Regions from separate parts of the Homo sapiens genome. Here region 2 is linked to region 1. Evidence: chromatin loops called from intact Hi-C (ENCODE). Cell type or tissue: MCF 10A. All regions are shown on one strand. Links, peaks and the distances in the headings refer to the core of each region. The heading gives the core; the rest is flanking DNA.

Region 1 (10,500 bases), core at 3,762-6,261:
CTGAGATGGAGTCTCGCTCTGTCACTCAGGTTGGAGTGCAGTGACGTGATCTCAGCTCACTGCAGCCTCCACCTCCCAGGCTCAACCAATCCCCCGTCTCAGCCTCCTGAGTAGCTGGGATTATAGATTATAGGCATGTACTACCACGCCCGGCTAATTTTTTTTGTTTTTAGCAGAGACAGAGTTTCACCATATTGGCCAGGCTGGTCTTGAACTCCTGACGTCAAGTGATCTGGCCGCTTCACAATATAAGATTTGAGAGATGGTTTTAGTTCTTTTCTTTATCCACGCTTGCTAAAAATTTAGGCAGTCTGCTCTCCTGAACCTAAGATTTTTCTCTCACATTCTGTAATAGACTGGTCCTGTCCCATCACATCCCTATGGTGGTGGCCGAACTTGATAAATGTATGCCCCTTGAAAGATGCGTGAATACTGTGAATTCCTTCAGATTGTCCAAAAGTCTCTCTGCGTGATGGGGCAGTACATAAAGTTTACCCACTTTTTTAACATTCATTTTTGTAACACAGCCAGTCCGTTTTAAAACTTCCAAATCAGAATGCTAATTAAATATTTTATTTTTTAATCCTTTCATTGCCTTCAGGATATACATAGATGAAATTCTCAGAACTCTTTGGAGAAGTAGTTATTTGCTTGCGAGTCTGTTTTCATCCCAAAGCTCTAATATACTTAGGTTTTGTGCTTTCCTTTTTAACTTTGTATCTTGCTTTATGTAATAAGCATCTTTTTCTCTTTCACTTGGGAATTTTATGTCGGTGGCTCCTGCATGTCAGGATAGGGCGTGTGATGATTCAGAGCCTAGGATGTAGGAGAGGGAATTACGGCTCAAAGTAGGAGATTGTGTTTCTTCCCTCGAGGAAATCATATTCTGGTATAAAAAACACAGGTGAACATAAAACCAAACCACTTGATCGTACATAATGTAGATTAAGGAGGCATTTGGCGGTTCTGATTGTGGTTTAAGGTAAGTCCAAACTTCCTGTCAGGCAATAAAACCTTTTTGTAAAAGGAACTAGCAGTTGAAGAAGAGAAGCATGTTTATAAATGGGGAGCAGTTAGACTGGACCAGACAGGTATCTGAAGAAAGACAAAGTCAGATGTGGGAAGGAGGTGCTGCAGACCACCAGTGGGAGATTAAGGTCTGTGCTCTTTAAGAAGCTACGTATTCATTCAGGGAGTCAGCAAAGCCTGTGCCAGCCAGATGTACAAAGATGGGCACGATGCACTTCTCCCCTCAAAGGGCTTATGCTCTAGTCAGGGGGAAATAGCAGCAAACAAGGGGTTAGGGTAGAATTCAAGATAGGTTGTCAGTAAGGAAAATATTCTCACTTGTGTCTACCTTGAAATAGACCAAGAAAAAAATGAAGATGCTAATAATAATTTGATCAGATGCTTATTAAAATTGTGAGAGTTATCAAATCATGGACAGTTTCTGAAACTGTAATGCCTTCAGCAGGTCTCCCAAAGTTTGCTAGACTGTATACTCTTTGAGTGCTCTCACAGTGCCAGGAACATATTTGTTCCTCAGTAAATACTTGTTCTGTGAAATCCATCACTTGATGTAACCTTTTTCTATAGAGAAAAGGGTTTTTTTTTAAGGTTGCATTAAAAGTGGCTTAACAAATCTGATTTAATGATTGGTTGTAAAGAATATGTTAGTACGGAAAGGTAACCATTTTTAGAAGTTTCTGTAGGTTTTCTCCTTTGTACTACTTTTCTTTTTTCCTTTAAGTAGAATTATGCTTTATTCTGAGATAATCATCTTTTTTTGTTTGTTTGTTTTTGACTTTTGCTTCAGGGTGTCATGATTGACTTTGGCCTATGATGTTGGCCCTTAAACACCAGGCAAGGGTGGAAGGAATGCTGCTGAAAATCTGTGGGTAATGTTTTTGTCATGAACATGAGAAAACCTAGAAATGGAGAAGGCACGTGGAAGGAAGCACAAATGGCAGCCCAAAGAGGAGGTTAGAGAATGTGGAGGGTATAGAAGAAAGCCCATTCAGAAAGGCAAAGGCCAAAGATACCAGAAAAGCCTTCCAGCTTCACTTCCAGAGCAAAGAGAAGCTTTGTTTGTGGTTGACAGAGGTGACTACATTACTCCCAGATGTCTGCTCAAAGCTCATAAGACATAGCGTGAGTGGGTTGGATAGGGTTCCTGTCTTGTCAGCGTGAATAAAGCATGATACAGACATGTTCTGTTAGCATGATCAGTGCATGTGGAAGAGTGTGTGTGTGAGAAAGAAACCTATTTGTACAAGTATTAAGGAAAGAAAAAAGGTCAGGAACCTGCAGTTTTCCCTTCTTAACTGTGATTTTTTTTTTTTTTTTTTTGAGACAGACTCTTGCTCTGTTGCCCAGGGCTAGAGTGCAGTAGAGCAATCTGAGCTCACTGCCTCCCGGGTTCAAGCGATTCTCGTGCCTCAGCCTCCCGAGTAGCTGGGACTACAGGCGCATGCCACCACACCCAGCTAATTTTTGTATTTTTAGTAGAGATGGGGTTTTGCCATGTTGGGCAGGCTGGTCTCGAACTCCTGATCTCAGGTGATCCACCTGCCTTGGCCTCCCAAAGTGTTGGAATTACAGGCATGCGCCTCCATGCCTGGCCTTAACTGTGAATTTTATTCAGATCATGGTGTCTGACTGTCAGCGATCTAGAACTGAAAGCAGATAGTCCTGTGTTGACCCACATGCCACATGGTGCACACACACAAAGATGATATGCCACACAGGGAAGAGCTCTTGAGAAATTTGTTCCAAGCTGCAGATTTATTGTTTTAGTTGAGGTGAAATTCATATAACGTAAATTAACCATGCACTTCAAAGTGCACACATTTTGGTGGCATTTAGTACGTTCACAGTATTGTATCAAGTTCCAAAACATAATTGTGTCTGGCTTCTTTCGGCACGATGTTTTCAAGATTCATCCCATGTTGTAGCATATATCAGTACTTCATCTCTTTTATGGTAGAACACTAATCTGTTGTATGGATGTGACACAGTTTATAACCTGTCTATGGACATTTGAGTTGTTGCCACCTTTTGGCTCTTATGAATAGTGTTGCTATAAACAGTCATGTGGAGGTTTTTGTGTGGCCATATCTTTTCATTTCTCTTGGTTATGTATAAATCTAGGAGTGGAATTGCTGGGTCATATGGTAATTCTATGTAACATTTTGAGGAACCATCAGACTGTTTTCCACAGCAGCTACATCATTTTACATCCCCACTAGCAATGTGCGTGGGTTCCAGTTTCTCCACATCCTCATCAACATTTGTTATTGTCTCTTTATTTTCGACAACCTACATGTGCAGGTTTATCTCATTGTGATTTTGATTTGCATTTTGCTAATTACTAACGATACTGATCATCTTTCAGTATGCTTGTCGGCTGTTTATCTTTGGAGAAATGTGTGTTCAATTCCTTTGCCCATTTTCAAATTGGGTTATTTGCTTTTTTTGAGTTGTAAAAGTTCTTTATATATTGTGGATAATATACCTTTATCACATAAATGATTTGCAACTATTTTCTCCTATAAGTTGTCTTTTCACTTTCTAGGTAATATCCTTTGATGTGCAAAAGTTTTTTATTTTTATGAGTTCCAATTTATCTATTTTTGTGGTTGTTGCTCATGCTTTTGGTGTCACATGTAATAATCTGTTGCCAATCCCAGGTCATGACAATTTTTTTCTGTGTTTTCTTCTAGAAGTTTTATAATTTTATGTCTTAAATTTACGTTCTTAATCTGTTTTGAGTTAGTTTTTGTATGTGGTGTGATGTAGGGGGGGACCAACTTCATTCTTTTGCCTGTAGATATCCATTTGTCCCAGCACCATTTGTTGAAGAGACTACTCTTTTCCTCCACCTGAATGCCCAGCACCCTTGTCAAAAATCAATTGGCCACAGATGTATTGGTTTATTTCTGGATTCTCAATTCTATTCCATTAATGTATATGTCTATCCTATGCTCATACCACACTATCTCCATCACTGTAGTTTTGTAGTAAGTTTTAAAATCAGTAAGTATGAGTCCTCAGAGTTCTTTTTCAGTATTGTTTTGGCTATTTAGGATCGCTTGCAATTCCCTATGAATTTAACAATCACCTTTTCCATTTCTGCAAAAAAGGTAATTGAAGTTTTACTAGGGAATGCATTGAGTCTGCGGGTCACTTTGGGGAGTATTGCGATTTTAGCAGTCTTAAGTGTTTCAGCTCATGAACAGGGGATGTCTTCACATTTATTTAAGTCTTCAATTTCTGCTGCAGAATTTTAAAAAGCACTCTAGGAGAGTGTCATTTACTGATGCATTTGATATTATAAAGGCCCTGTCTAGGTTTTGGGACCACAGATGGAGGGCAGTGGTATCACCTTTCAATAATGTTAACCCCCACCTCTAGAAGATATGAGTATTTTGTGTATGGACTCAATGGAGTCACCAGGGCACAGTCACAACAGCAGCTTTACAAAGTAAAGTGACACATAGAGGCCTGGATATCTAAGTAAAGTGATTAGCAGGATTATTGAGCTGGACAGAACCTTAGAGATCATATAATCAGACTTCTGAATTGGTGAAGAAACCTAGAGAGAGAGGTAGCTGCAGACCAGCATAGAGTCCAAGGCAGACATCTGGTAACTTCATCAGATTTGTACTTTTGTTTTGATTTCAGAATTTTGATTCTGCAACATCAACAGCAGGAAGACATCTTACACAGAATAGTAGCCAAAGTTTAATCATTTAAACAGTTCCCAAGAATCTTGTTGTAGAGAAATGACATTTTATGTGGGGTCATAAAATGATTGCATGAAAGCATTCTAAGTGTGAAAGAACCTACTCTGCCACCAAGGTTCTAAGTACCTGCCTCGCTGTACCCCTGCTCACGCTCTTGCTCTGATAGGAGGGGAGAAATTGGCTCATGAACTTAAAGCTGCTGGTGTTTCTCCTCGCTTGGCACCTCCCCCTTGGCTGTAATGACTACTCAGGAGTAGAGCCTCTGACTTCAGACAACACAGCTGGGAAGGGGGAAATGGTTCAGAATCCAACATTGCCTTATGACTCTTCATATTTCTGTTTGATTGTGGTTATAACAACTTGAGAAATTCTTTGGCTACAGTTGAAGGGGTGCTCAACCAAAATGATGGCAGATTGTTGTTTTTGGCAGCACCTCCCTGCAGGGTGCAGATGGTTAGAAGCTTTTGTTTCAATATTAGGCCAGGCAGTAGGGGGAGATAGAGAGCTCCTTTTTTGTCAACTTTGGAGTAAATTCGTCTTTCCTATGATGATCAAAGCCAGTATCTCAGTGTCCTATCATGGTAAGGACAGATGGGAGCCGGTGATCTAATTGTCATTTTAGGTAAGAGCCCTTGGGTTTATGTGAACACTTCAGGGTCACAGAGGAAGCCAGTGAGGACCAGTACCTGGATCTTCTGACTCCTAACTACAGTGATCATCCACTGTGTTCTCCTGGGAGCTGAGAGGCCCTGCCTAGTGCCGGCCCCCTCCTCTCAGTCCTCTAAACTCACTGCCCTTCTGTAGTATTCAAGTCTGTCCTCCCTAGGCTGGCAGCTCTGTCAGCACCCAGGTTGTTAGAATAGTTGTTAAAACAGGTCATTCTGTTGCCAAGTAATTACGGGGCCTTGCACTCAGTACCTTCCCACGAAGCAGGCCGTAGTGTGCTTACTGCTCTCCCTTGCCTTTCCATCCCCTACTTTGATGTGGGAGTTTTCTTTCTTTTTACTTTTCTTTTATTTTCTTTTTTTCCGCCAGTTTCCCTCCAATATGTGAGGACTTTTATTGAGTTAATGTGTGGGCTTCTGTGAGTGATTTGGAGTTCCTTGGATTTCTTTTATTCATTTTAGTCTACTGACCCTACTGCTTAGGCCCAGTTTATAGCTGGAGCTTTTATCTGTTGGGTGTGTGTGTGTTTCTTTATTACAATGTGAAACCTATGATACTTATTTTTCACTCCAGGAAAATAATGCCACATTATAATGTACTTCACATACTTAGTGACTTAAGAACATGATTTGCCAACATTTGAGACTTTGAGACTTTACATTGAAAAAGTGACACGGTTTTAAGGCTTTCCCAGCAAGAATTCATGCCTTTAGCCATAGTACCGTTTTCATATTTGTAGCCCAACTTCTGTGGGCAGTGTAACCCCTGCTTGATGGAACAGTGCCACTGAGTTTCAGCTGGTATATGTAGCACTAATTTTTCATATTTATGGAATGCATATAATATGAAGTTAAAACAGCACCTGGGCCTCTTATTACTCCTGCCTGCCAGAACATTCACTCTGGTTCAACTAGTACTCAGGGTTTTTGTTTTTGTTTTTGTTTTCTTTTTTTGATTGTAAAAGTAATACATCAGAGGAAACTTAGCAAATAAGTATAAAGAATAAAATTAGTCTCATTACCCAGAGATAACTATTTTTAATTTTTGCGTATTTCCTTTTCCTCTTAGTTTAAAATTAAACTGAATGATAACTTGCAGATAATTTTCTGTCATGCTTTTTTCTTAACATGATTATTTTTCCTTGTAAATAAAAACTTTATAAACATTGTAAATGATTGCTTGAATACCTGTGGTTGGATAGTCAATGATTATTTGTATTGAGCACTTGTATGTTTCTGTCTCTGTCTCTTAGCTTTAGGCTAACTTTCAGTGTTTGGATTATTTTCTTCCTGTAGATTTCTAGAAGTGGTTCTATGTATATGTGCAGATGTCTGCTTGTCTTTTAAGTATACTGAAGGTCATATACATTTCACGGTCTCTGCCACCAGAATGCGTTCCTGCTGTAGGAGTTCTTGTCTTTTCCAAAGCATCTTAACCAGTCTAGGACTTCATTGAGCTTATTTTGTATAAACCTCTATACAAGTTAAGGATTAGTCTTTTGTTTTATGAAGGAGTAAACACAGAATAGTTTAATTAGACTAATGGAGCTCTCTTCTGGCTTTTAAATGATCTTGTTTACATTTGAGATAGCTGTGTGAAAATAGCACATACTTCTACTATAACATTGACTTGAGTGAGCATAATATTGAGAGCAAGGTTCAGATTGCAGAAATTTGAGCTGCCTGTTTGACCTAGTGGGTGCAAGTTATTTTGAGCAAGGTTCTATTTTAGTCTTTATGAATGTTCTTACTACTGTTAAGGTGGGCCTTCTACTCCCACTTAAAATTGGGATTCTGAAGAAAGTTAAAATTGGATTGTGGCATACTTTGCAATCTTGGAAGTTAATCTCTGACTTTGTTTTTCTGTCTCTAAAATGTTAGACTTGAAATAGATCAGAAAGAGTCATTTTCTGAGATCAGGGCAAAGTATTCTGGTTATAATCAGGAGTCAAGTGAAACCTTTGCAGATGAAAGCCATGAGCCCCAAAGATATGGCATGCTTTATGTGAAGAGGATGGTACTAGCCAGCTGTCATGATGGCTGTGCAAGCCTCCTTATTTGTTTTTTTCCTTATTGAGGTCCTTTATCTTTAAACATCTGTAGGAAGAAGTATGATTAGCTCTCTTTGCCTAATTCTGCCAGTAGCTACTTTGAGAATTTCAAGCACAATAACTTCGCAAACTTCAACTCAACAAAAATTTACCAGCAGCCTTTCTGAGAATTATTGGGGTTTGGACAGTAATTATGAATGGACAAATCCTACTTTTACTCATGATGTCCTTTTCCCAGTCCTTTCCTTTTGCTCACAGTGTGTCTGTTCTGTGGGGCATAGACTCAGTAGGAATTGTTCCCTTTAAGATACCATTTACCCCAATTATGGTGCAGTGATGATGATCTGCTTTGCATATTTCAGGTTCTTTTTGGCTTTTTCCATTGAAGCCAGTGGTCCTCCCAGCGTTTTATCTTTGATGTGACTTTTCATTGATAAAGTAACACTTTACCTTCCTGGGACAACAGATTCCAACACCTTAACTAATCTGAAGTTGTTAGCTTCCACCTTCCCTCGTCACATGGGACCTTTAGGGCCAATTTATTTTCCTGCCCACATGAGAAGTCTCCAGTAAACTAGCTGAAGGTCCTCAGCATGTAGCATGCTTTGTCTCTCCAGTGTTTAAAAGAAATCATCACATTCACATGAGCATACCCTCTGCACCACCCTCCCTTTATAACTACCACCATATCCACTTCCCTTGCTGCCTCTGCTTCTCAGCCTGTTGCAGCTTGGCATGCATGTCTACATTCCACCCAAGTGGCTGTCTTCAGAATTTCCCCCCTTCCCCCCACCCCTGCCCCCAGTGGTCTAATCTCAAAACCCAAAAGGTACTTCTTAGTCTCTGCCTCTTGGCTCCCTTTCTCTTTTTGGCCCTGTCTGCAGCATTTAATATTACTGTATTACAATGTATTTGCATTTCTGGTTTCTGTGTACCACCCTCTGCTGGTTCTTCTGCTTTTTCATCCTTCAATAAGCTTTTCTCCATGCCTTTATTGTAAATGTTGCCATTCCTTTAGCCTTTTCTCATTCTGGACCTTTTTTTTTTTTTTTTTTTTTTTTTTTTTTGAGATGGAGTCTCGCTGTTGCCCAGGCTGTAGTGCAGTGGTGCGATCTGGACTCACTGCAACCTCCCACCTCCTGACTTCAAGCAATTCTTCTGCCTCAGCCTCCTGAGTAGTTGGGATTACAGGCACCCACCACCACACCCAGCTAATTTTTGTATTTTTAGTAGAGACGGGGTTTCACCATGTTGACCAGGCGAGTCTTGAACTCATGACCTCAGGAGATCCACCCGCCTCAGCCTCCCAAAGCGCTGGGATTACAGACATGAGCCACTGCACCAGGCCTGGACCTTTTCCTTGAGTGCTTTATACTTAGGCTGGCTTCAGTTACCAACTGGATGTTGATGGCCTACCTCTAGATCTCTAGGTCAGACCTCTTCCATGTACTTCAGACTCATGTATCTCATTTCCACAGACACCTCAGACAGTATGGCTGCGACAGACTGTCTCCTTCCTTCTCACCTCTCCTTTCCTTCTCTTTCCTTGGCTTGGAGAGTGGCAGTGCCATCCATCAAAATCAGACACTAGGCCTCATCCAGTGTTTCTCCTGATTTTTTTCAGCTCCCAAATCTGTTGCTTTGGCCTCCTTGTCACAGCCTCTCCCTCAGTTCCTCTGCTATGCCTCTGCCAGGTTGACCTCCCACCACCATCTTCCATAGCTGAGTAGGTGCTACGCCAGTGTGGTTTTTGCTCCCTCTCAATTTTTCATGAATCTGCCTCCCTTCTCTGCGTCTTTGTCTCCACTTCCATCACCTTAGTCCACTCTGTCATCATCTGTCCCCCCTGGATCCTTGCAGTAGCCTCATGACTGATCATCTACATCTGCTCTTAGGCCCTATAATCCATTCTTCACATGGCAGCCCTATGATGTGTTCAGAATGCAGCTCTGAGCATGTCATTCCCCTGTTTAAACATTTAAGTAGCTTCTCATTATTCCTAGTTCTTCGAATATGGGCCCAGTGGCCAGGTGTGGTGGTTCACACCTGTAATCCCAGCACTTTGGGAGGCTGAGGCAGGCGGATCACTTGAGTCCAAGAGTTTGAGACCATCCTGAGCTACATGGCAAAACCCCGTCTCTATCAAAAATTAAAAAATTAGCTGGGCATCGTGGTTCATGCCCAGCTACTGGGGAAGCTGAGGCAGGAGGATCACTTGAGCCCAGGAGGTGAAGGCTGCAATGAGCCATGATCGTGCCACTGCACTTCAGCCTGGGCGACAGAGTGCAGGCTGTCTCAAAAAAAAAAAAAAAAGACTATGGGCCCAGCTGCTGGCCTGGCCCCCTCCTGTGCCCTATGACTTGGCCCCTGCTGACTTCCTCAGCCACATCTCTTGTTGTGTCCCATGGCATTTTGTCTGCACTTGGCCTTCTTTGATCTCAGGCTTTACATATGCTGTTCCCACTCTCTGCCCAGGACACACTTCCCCTTGTTTACTTTCCATCAGTTATACTTACCTAGTTAATTCCTGTGTTCACCATTTGTATCTCATGTCAAACAGTATTTTCTCAGGGCAGTCTTTCCTCAGACCCCACCCCAACCCCCCAGCCCCATACACTGTCTTAGCTCCCTAGCTTTTTCCTTCAGAGCACCACATAGGTTGTCAGTCTGTTTGTGGATTATTGCCAGACCATAAAGTTCTGTCTGTATTGTCACTCAGGCATGTCCAACCCACTCCTGATACTTGGCCCACTGTCCTGATCTCAGAGTGGCAAGTACCGATGTCACTTGGTTCATCTCTAGACAAGGTCGGTGTCTGCCTTTGATGGGGACTCTTTCCAGTCTGAGGATGTTGCTCGATGGACTTCTTCTCACTAAGCCTATAGCTTGATGGACTGACTGGACTATGGTACCACCAAGTTTAAAAATTCTGTGATTTTTTTTTGTTTTCCAATATTATAGGTAGACCTTTAAGGAAAAAGAGGTGCCCTCGGTCAAAGATCCTTTCCTTTTCTCAAGGCAGCTTCTAGTAAATGTGCT
Region 2 (8,290 bases), core at 4,949-7,448, 230 kb after region 1:
CCTCCTTCCATCAGCCCCCAGGCACCGATGCAGATGCCTCCCCCCGGAAGCGTTGGGGGTTTGCCAGGCCAGACTGAGCTTGTCCTTAGTCTCCAAGCACTTAGGGTCTAGAACTATGCTCTGACTCTTCTTTTAATTTATTCACTATTGAGTAAATCTTGTGTCCCACTCTGGGATTGCTGTGATAATAATAATTAATATTAGTATTAATAATAATGAGGAAGCTCAGCCCCTACCCTGTGCCCCTTGGAGGCTCATATCTTTCTGACCAGATTACTCAAAGGAGCCCTTTTATGAGACGTGAAGCTGGGAAGGAGACAGACAGTGTTTTTTAGCATAACAAAGCAGGGGAGACACCCTCTTAAGAGTTTATGCCATAATACAAAATTAATACAAATTGTACAAAATGTCTGATTCTCTTTTTTTTTTTTTTTTTTTTTTGAGACAGAGTCTCGCTCTGTCACCCAGGCTGGAGTGCAGATCACAGCTCACTGCAAACTCCGCCTCCCAGGCTCAAGTGATGCTCCCACCTCAACCTCCCAAGCAGCTGGGACTACAGGCGTGGGCTACCATGCTGGCTAATTTTTGTATTTTTTGTAGAGACGGGGTTTCGCCATGTTGCCCAGGCTGGTCTCAAACTCCTGGACTCAAGCGATCTGCCCACCTCGGCCTCCCACCATGCTGGCCTGATTGTCTTTTCCACACTGCACCTTGAGGCTGGATCTCCAGGTGGGCCTGCTTCTCTCCTCCCCTTCACCCTCCAGCATCTACCACAAGCTCCTCCTTCACCTGCAACCCCCTCTCAGGATGAAAGAATGGCTGGCAGCATAGCCTGGAAGCCGGACACACAGAGGAAGGGGGACCCTGGTGGGTGAGGGAGGGAAAGGGCTAGAAAATCAGAGCTGAGGGGAGGGAGAGTACAGGGCCTCAGGTGACCACAGAGGTGACCTCATGTTAAACCCAGGCAAGACCTGTGCCTGAGGATGGAGCGTGGGGACAAACGAGGAAACAGGTTCAGCAAGTTTAAGCAGCAAGCTCACAGTCACAGAGCGAGGAAGTGGCAGAGCTGGGATCTGGGCCCAGGTTTGTCAGGTTCCAAACCATGCCCTTAACAGCCTTGCTGTGCTGCGGGGGCTCACATAAGGCAGGGAGTGGCTGCTTCTCCTCCAAGCCCCTGGCGGAGTGGAAGGCTCACAGAGGCAATGTAAGCCACAGATTCCTCTATCTTTGCCCCTATCCAGTCCAAACCCAGAGGCCAGAGGGCCAAGAGCTCAGTTTCCAGTGCCCCTGGCTTGTTTTCCTGGGGGCTCTGAGGCTCTCCAGCCAGCTAGTGATGAAGGTTGACTTACGATTATTTACTGAGCACCTTCTCTGTGCAAATCGATTCACACCTATTATCTCATTTCATCCTCAGGAACAACTGCCATGATGAGCACTGTTTCCTCATCTTTAAATGAGGAACCCCAATTTCAGAAAGGTGGAGGAACTTGGCCAGGCTCACAGAATAGGGTAGCATGGCTGGGACTATGAACCCAGGACTGCCTGGCTCTAAACCCAATTCACTTTCTTCTGGAAAAAGTCGTCAGCCTAAGGACGGAAGAGCAGGAAAATAGACAGATCCAGCCCTTGAACTGACCAACTCTTGATCCACCCCATCTGTGAATTTCTACTGAGAAGAATATATTTTCCCTATGATTTAAGCTGCATCAAATTGAAATAGCAGGAGAAGAGTTTTGGGGGATGACAGGATTCTTCTATATCCTGATTGTGGTCCTGGTTACAACACATAGCTATACATGTATCAAAATTCCTAGAACTAAAAGGAACTCTAGGAAGCAAATATGGCAGAATGTTAAGGTTTTATAAACCTATGTGGTCTATTCTTTTCTTAGGTTTGAAATATTTTATAATAATTTTAGGGAAAAGAAAAAAACAAAAAGCAGGAGGAGGAGGAAGAGGAAAAGGATATTTGGGGAAAGTCTGTTTAGATGGGATGGCTGGAGCTGCTGCGGCCATCTTGCAACCATGAAAGAAGCCAGTGTAAGAGCAAATCTGAGACACGGGGATGGGAGAGCAGAGAGATGGAAAGATGATCCTGCAGATGTCGGTCAGTTGCTGAATCAATCAGAATCTCAAACCTGTCCTCCTCCCTCTGGACTTCCTCTCTGCCATAATAAATTTGTTTATCGTTGAAGCAATGTGAGTTGATGGTTTCTGATACTTGGGTTGAAGACACTGTTACTGATACAGGATACGGGGTCAGATCTGAAGCAGTGGGGCAGCCCCATGGCCAGCAGCAGTGCTGACAAGGAGACTGTGGAAAGTCACTGATGTGGCTCATCTAGATGTGGCTGGGCATGAGACATCGGGGAAGCCAGTGGGGTTGCTTGTTCAGAAACTTGCCAGCTGGGTTTTTTTTTTTTTTTGGTGGGAGGTTGTGGGGGGACAGAGTCTTGTTCTACCATCCAGGCTTGAGTGCAATGGTGTGATCTTGACTCACTGCAACTTCTGCCTCATGGGTTCAAGAGAGTCTCATGCCTTGGCCTCCTGAGTAGCTGGGATTACAGGTGAACACCACCATGCCTGGCTAATTTTTGTATTTTTAGTAGAGACAGGGTTTCACCATGTTGGCCTGCCTGGTCTCGAACTCCTGGCCTCAAGTGATCCACCTGCCTTGGCTTCCCAAAGTGCTGGGATTACAGGTGTGAGCCACCACCCCCGGCCGTCAGCTGGTTTTAAGATTCTAATTTTATAGCAATGTAGGTCATTGTCATGTGATTTCATCTTAATGTTCCTTTCCTAGCTGACACCCTCACGGATACCACATCTACCTGGGCCTTGGGGAACTCAGGAACTTCGAGCAACTAAGAGCTGGAAGTGTTCAAAAATGTGCAAGATAATTTTTCAAAAATCTAATTTTTGTGACAAGTCATCAATCTATGTGTTCTGGCTGCTACTTAGAGCAATCTTCCTGGTACAGATGCAGACATCTGAGTCTGGGGGCTCAAATCACTTGGAAAAAGGGAGAGCTGGGGTGAGGGCCTACAGTCATGAGTCCTCCTGGCACCTGCCTCAGGTAAGGGAAAATCTTCTCTGCGTGAAAGGAGGAATGACCATGACAGTGATGTGATCGCTGCATCTCAGTTTCCTTGTTTCCAAAATGGTGAAGAGGTCAGGCACGGTGTGGCTCGGCCTTAATCCCAACACTTTGAGAGGCTGAGGCAGGAGGATTGCTTGAGCTCAGGAGTTCAAGACCAGCCTGGACAACATAGTAAGACCTCATCTCAATAATAATAATAATAATAATAATAATAATAATAATAAAACAAAATGGGGAAGAATCATCCCTCTCTCAGGGTTGTTTTTTGGCTTGGAGATGATGCATATGAAGCATCTGGCACACAGTGGATGCTTCACACACGGCCACTGCTTTCATTCTGAAGCAAGCCAGAAGAATTCTAGTTGCTGCAGATGGAAGCAGGAGGGGAGACTCTTTTAGAACCAAACGAAGAGAGGAAGAAAAAAACTTTTAAGAAAAAAAGAAGAAAACTTCAGAAGGTCTCACGTCCTCCGAGCTCAGCGGACTTCATTAGACTTTCATAAAGTCCAAAGTCGGGGAGACAGGGCACTAGGGGGCTGATGAGGACCCAGCGGGAGAGAAGCTGGCTGCCCCTTCTGCAGCCCCGCCCCTCCTCTCATCACCATGGAGACGGAGCAGGCTGCCCAGTGGGGTTCCTGCCCACCCGAGGCCTGAGGCTGCTGCAGAGGGAGGGGCAGGGGCTGAGCAGACAGGGACCTGTCTGGAAAGCTGGGTTGGCGGTGGGGAGTGTCTACATCCCCCCAACTCCCAAGGCGCTGAGGGATTCGGGCTGGTGTGGGATGCATCTGGAGGGCTGTGTTTTGATCCTCGCTCTGCTAGCAGCTTGCTGAGTGACCGTGGGAAGAACGCTTCCCCTGGTGAAGCCTCAGGTTCTACATCTGCCAAAGGAAGGAGTAAAAATGTACAAAAACAGAAGCTTGGATAAGAAAGCTGTGGGATGAGGAAGCAATGAAATATTTAATGCTGGAGAAGAACATTTGCTACCTATTGTTTCTCGAAAAAAGGGAACTTTACCAAACTGACCAGGTGATCCCATATTGGTTAACAAACAAACATGGACTCTCTACCTATGCTTACCAACAAAAGAGGGAGAAAAGAAATACTCTAAAATACACTTTGGCTTGTCTCCGGAAGAGGGAGTTATATGTAATTTGTATTCTCTTGTTTCTTTCTCAAATTTTGGCCAATAAACATGGGTTACTTTTAAAATCAGGATAACATTAATAGCTAGCATTTGGATATTTATTTTGCACGGGCAGTATGCTAAATGCTTTACGTGGTTTTAAGCTCATTTTATCTTCTCCACAATCCAGAGAGGGAGCAGTACTATGTATTTCTCTTCTGCAGAAGAGAAAACCGAGGTTCAGAGAGGTTAAAGGGCTTGCCTGAGGTCGGACCACTAGAGAATGACAGGGCTAAGATTTAAAACCATAGCCAAGATACTAGACTCTAAAATGTGAGCATTGAATCATTACCACTACTGCCTCTCAGGACAAGAAAACACGAAAGCATCTGTTTTCTTAAATGTTTTACTATCAAAAATACAAAAGAAATCAAAAGTAGAAAGAAAAATATGAATCCTTATGTCTGTGCCACCCACCTTCAAGGGAGTCTGTAGATGGGGGCATTTGGGTGGGGACACAGAGCGGGGAATGGGGTGCCTAGGGAGGGGAACCAATCTACACACACACATACACACACGCACGCCCGCGCACACACACGCATGCATACATGGACATGCGAGCCTCCCAGGCTGCACTTCTCCCTGCCTGTGGGGCCCTAACCACAATGGAAAACCACAGCGGCCCTCCCTCTTTCCCACCCTCACCAGGTTCCTTCCTCCTTTCCACATTCTACTGACTTGCATTTCCCCAGCCGACTCTTTTATAGCTCCCTGGTTCAACCTCAAGGCCTTGAGGTTTTGGCAGCTCTGGAGGATGAGAGAGAACATGGCCAGGGGCCCTTGCAACGCGCCGAGATGGGCGTCCCTGATGGTGCTGGTCGCCATAGGCACCGCCGTGACAGCGGCCGTCAACCCTGGCGTCGTGGTCAGGATCTCCCAGAAGGGCCTGGACTACGGTAACTGGATGCCTCCCTTCCCTCCTCTCCACCCCTGAGGAGCACTTACTTAGCATCTACTGTGTGCACCCCTTTAGATCCAGCACCTGGCACACTCATAGCACCTCAGGGCAGGTCCCCTTGCCCCCATTTTATATATGAAGAAACTGAGGCAAAGCGAGTTGCCTAAGATTGCAGGGCTGGGATGGCAGAGCTGGGATTGGAGCACTGGTCTAGAGGACTCCAAGTCCAGTGCTCAGACCCCTGAGGGTCCTCATGGTCCCCTCCTTCCCTCTATGTAACCTCCACCTTTGACTTATAAGCCCTTCTCTTCTTTCCAAAGCCAGTTCTCAGCCTTGCCATTTGCCTCTCGTTGCTGAGGAGGCTGAGCAGGGTCAGAGGGAGAGTGTGGGAGGACCTCCCCACCCCGTGCTCTCCCCACTGCAGGGGCTGGCGGCCATACTGTGCACAGTGCTCCACTGGGTGACACAAAGAGGGTCCCCCCAGACCACTCACCCCAGCCCAGGCAGAGGAGAGAAAGACCTGCTCTAACCTGTGCCAGGCATTGAGCTAGGAACTTTACACACACAGTCTCTTTTACCCTCACTTCAGCCTTGTGTAAGACAAACTGCTGCTATCCACATTTACACGTGAGAAGTGGGCAGCCTGGATTTGAGCTCTGGTCTTGCCTGATGCCCCAGCACGGGGTTGCTCGATGCTGCCTCCCGATGGCAGAGAGATGACCTGCAAAACAGTGGGTGACACCCAGCCCCAGGGAAATCAGACCAAGGGGAAGGCAGAGCCTCACCAGTTGGGGTGCGTTGGGAAAACAGACAGGACTCAGGGGACCTGGTATCCCACCCCTGAATTCCCACCCCAGCCCAGCAGGACATCACTGAATCCTAGAGCTGCAGACAGAAGGCCACAGAAGACAGAAGAGCTAGGGGGAAGGAGTATGGCCCTGAAGCCTGTCGACACAGAGGCTCAGTCAGGGTCTTTAAGTTCAGTGGTCTTCATGCTCCGTCATAGCAGCCTGAGTTTCCCCTTCTACCCAGGCCCCTTGTGCCAATCGGAGTGAGTTTTCTGAAATGCAGCAAATCCCTACACATCCTCCCCTGGCTCACATTCTCCATGGCTCCCTACTGCCTTCAGAAGCTATCCTGACCCTTTGGCATGGCATTTGAGACCCTTCGAGGCCTGGCCCCTGTCAACTTACAGATCCTGGCCACTGCACATTTTTTTTTCCCTCCACACAGTGACCAGTTATGTGTCATTTACTTTTGAACCCCCAGAAAGCCTTCTCTAGGGCATGGGCTCTGGGACCAGAAGGCCTGGGTTCAAATTCTGCCCCTTGTCCGCTGTGTGGCCCCTAGCAAGTCACCTCAGCTTTCTGAGCCTCAGCTTCCTTATCTGTGAAATGGGGGTAGTGACAGGACCTACTTCCTAGGATTGTACAAATTCATACATATACGGAGCCTAGAACAGTGCTTGGCACAGAGTAAAGCTCGATACATTTCATTGATATTATTATTTCCTAACTGGCTCCGAGAAAACCCAAAGTCTGGGCTCCCTCATCTTACTACTTACTCCTTTTCAGGTAATGTGTCTGCCTTTTAATTGGTTCTTTGATGCTGTTAGCCACATTATAACTGGTGGTAGAATTCCTGCCATTAGGACATTATTTATTCATCTAATAAATCTTTTTTTGTTTTGTTTTGAGACCGAGTCTCGCTCTGTGGCCCAGGCTGGAGTGCAATGGTGCCATCTCAGCTCACTGCAACCTCTGCCTCCGGGGTTCAAGTGATTCTCCTGCCTCAACCTCCCAAGTAGCTGGGATTACAGGCGTGCACCATCACACCCAGCTAATTTTTTGTATTTTTAGTAGAGACGGGGTTTCACCATGTTGGCCAGGCTGAACTCTTGAACTCTTGACCTAAAGTGATCCACTTGCCTTGGCTTTCCAAAGTGCTGGGATTACAGGCGTGAGCCACCGCACCCAGCCTCATCTAACAAATCTTAAGTGCCTTCAAAGTGTCAGGCACAATGGGAATGTAAGGGACACACGAGTAAATAAAACAGATTGCTGCTGACTTCAGGGGGCTTACATGTAATAGGGGAGAGACATTCGTCAGAGTCACGTGAATAAATGCATAATTACAAATGGTAACAGGGGCTCCGAAAGAGCAGTCCACAGCATCATGAGAATAACACAGGGCGTTGCTCTGATCTACTAAGCCAGGGAGGGTTCCCAGAGGAAGTGATGAATGAGCTGACTAGAAGCTGACCGGGTGAATATGGGAGGGAAGAATTTCTTAGGGAGCAAGAATAGCATGTGCAAAGGCCCTGGGGAGACAGTCCAAAACCCAGAGAGGTGGGAGATCTGTGGGGGTGTAGCATAGAGCAAATAACAAATTAAGTATCCAACAAAAACTAGCAGGAGGCATAACTGGGTGTTTCAGGGGTGATATTTTAGACCAGGGGTCAGCAAACTACAGCCCTCCGTTTTTGTATGGCTTATAAGACAAAAATGGCCTTAATGTCTTTAAATGATGGGAAAAAAATCAAAAGGGCCGGTCATGGTGGCTCATGCCTGTAACTCCAGCACTTTGGGAGGCTGAGGTGAGAGGATCACTTGAGCCCAGGAGTTCGAAACCAGCTGGGCAACATGGTGAAACCCCAGATCTCTGCAAAAATGTTAAAAAAAAATTTTTAAAAAGTTAGCCTGGTGTGGTGGCGAACACCTGTGATCCCAGCTGCTAGGGAGGCTGAGGTGGGAGAATGACCTAAGTGCAGCGGGTCGAGGTTGCAGTGAGCCGTGATCATGCCTCTGCACTCCAGCCTGGGCGACACAGCGAGACCCTGTCTCAAAACAACAACAAAAGAAGAAAAATACTATCTCACAACATGTGAAAATTATATGAAATTCTCATTTCAATGCCAACAAATAAAGTGTTATTGGAATACAGGCACATATAAGAACATGATATTGTCTATGGCTGTTTTGTGCAGTAATGGCAGAGCTGAGTATTTGTGACAGAGGCAATATGGTTTCCTATAAAGGGTCAGTTTACTATTTGGCCTTTTCTAGGAAACCTTAATTGATCCCTGTTTTTGACCCTTCCAGTGCCACTG

Evidence for each region. Peaks named below come from ENCODE experiments on the same cell type or tissue, not always from the same donor. Only the 100,000 strongest peaks of a DNase experiment are listed, where the experiment ranks them.
Region 2: a loop joins it to region 1, with 7 times the contacts of the local background. A loop is called at or near these places in 7 of 110 quality-filtered maps.

Annotation. Positions count from the first base shown.
Region 1 is chr20:38,068,409-38,078,908 of GRCh38, forward strand. The region is part of intron 6 of RPRD1B (regulation of nuclear pre-mRNA domain containing 1B); the gene reads left to right. Among named protein-coding and RNA genes, the nearest start is that of RPRD1B, 40 kb to the left of the region's middle. RefSeq lists an enhancer at 4,957-5,066. In MCF 10A, for the core only: a CTCF peak has its summit at 5,222 (motif pointing right); a DNase peak (open chromatin) is centred at 5,073.
Region 2 is chr20:38,299,175-38,307,464 of GRCh38, forward strand. BPI (bactericidal permeability increasing protein) reads left to right here and starts at 4,982. Exons shown (of 15, transcript NM_001725.3): 1 at 4,982-5,179. The coding sequence starts at 5,050. In MCF 10A, for the core only: a CTCF peak has its summit at 5,926; a DNase peak (open chromatin) is centred at 5,877.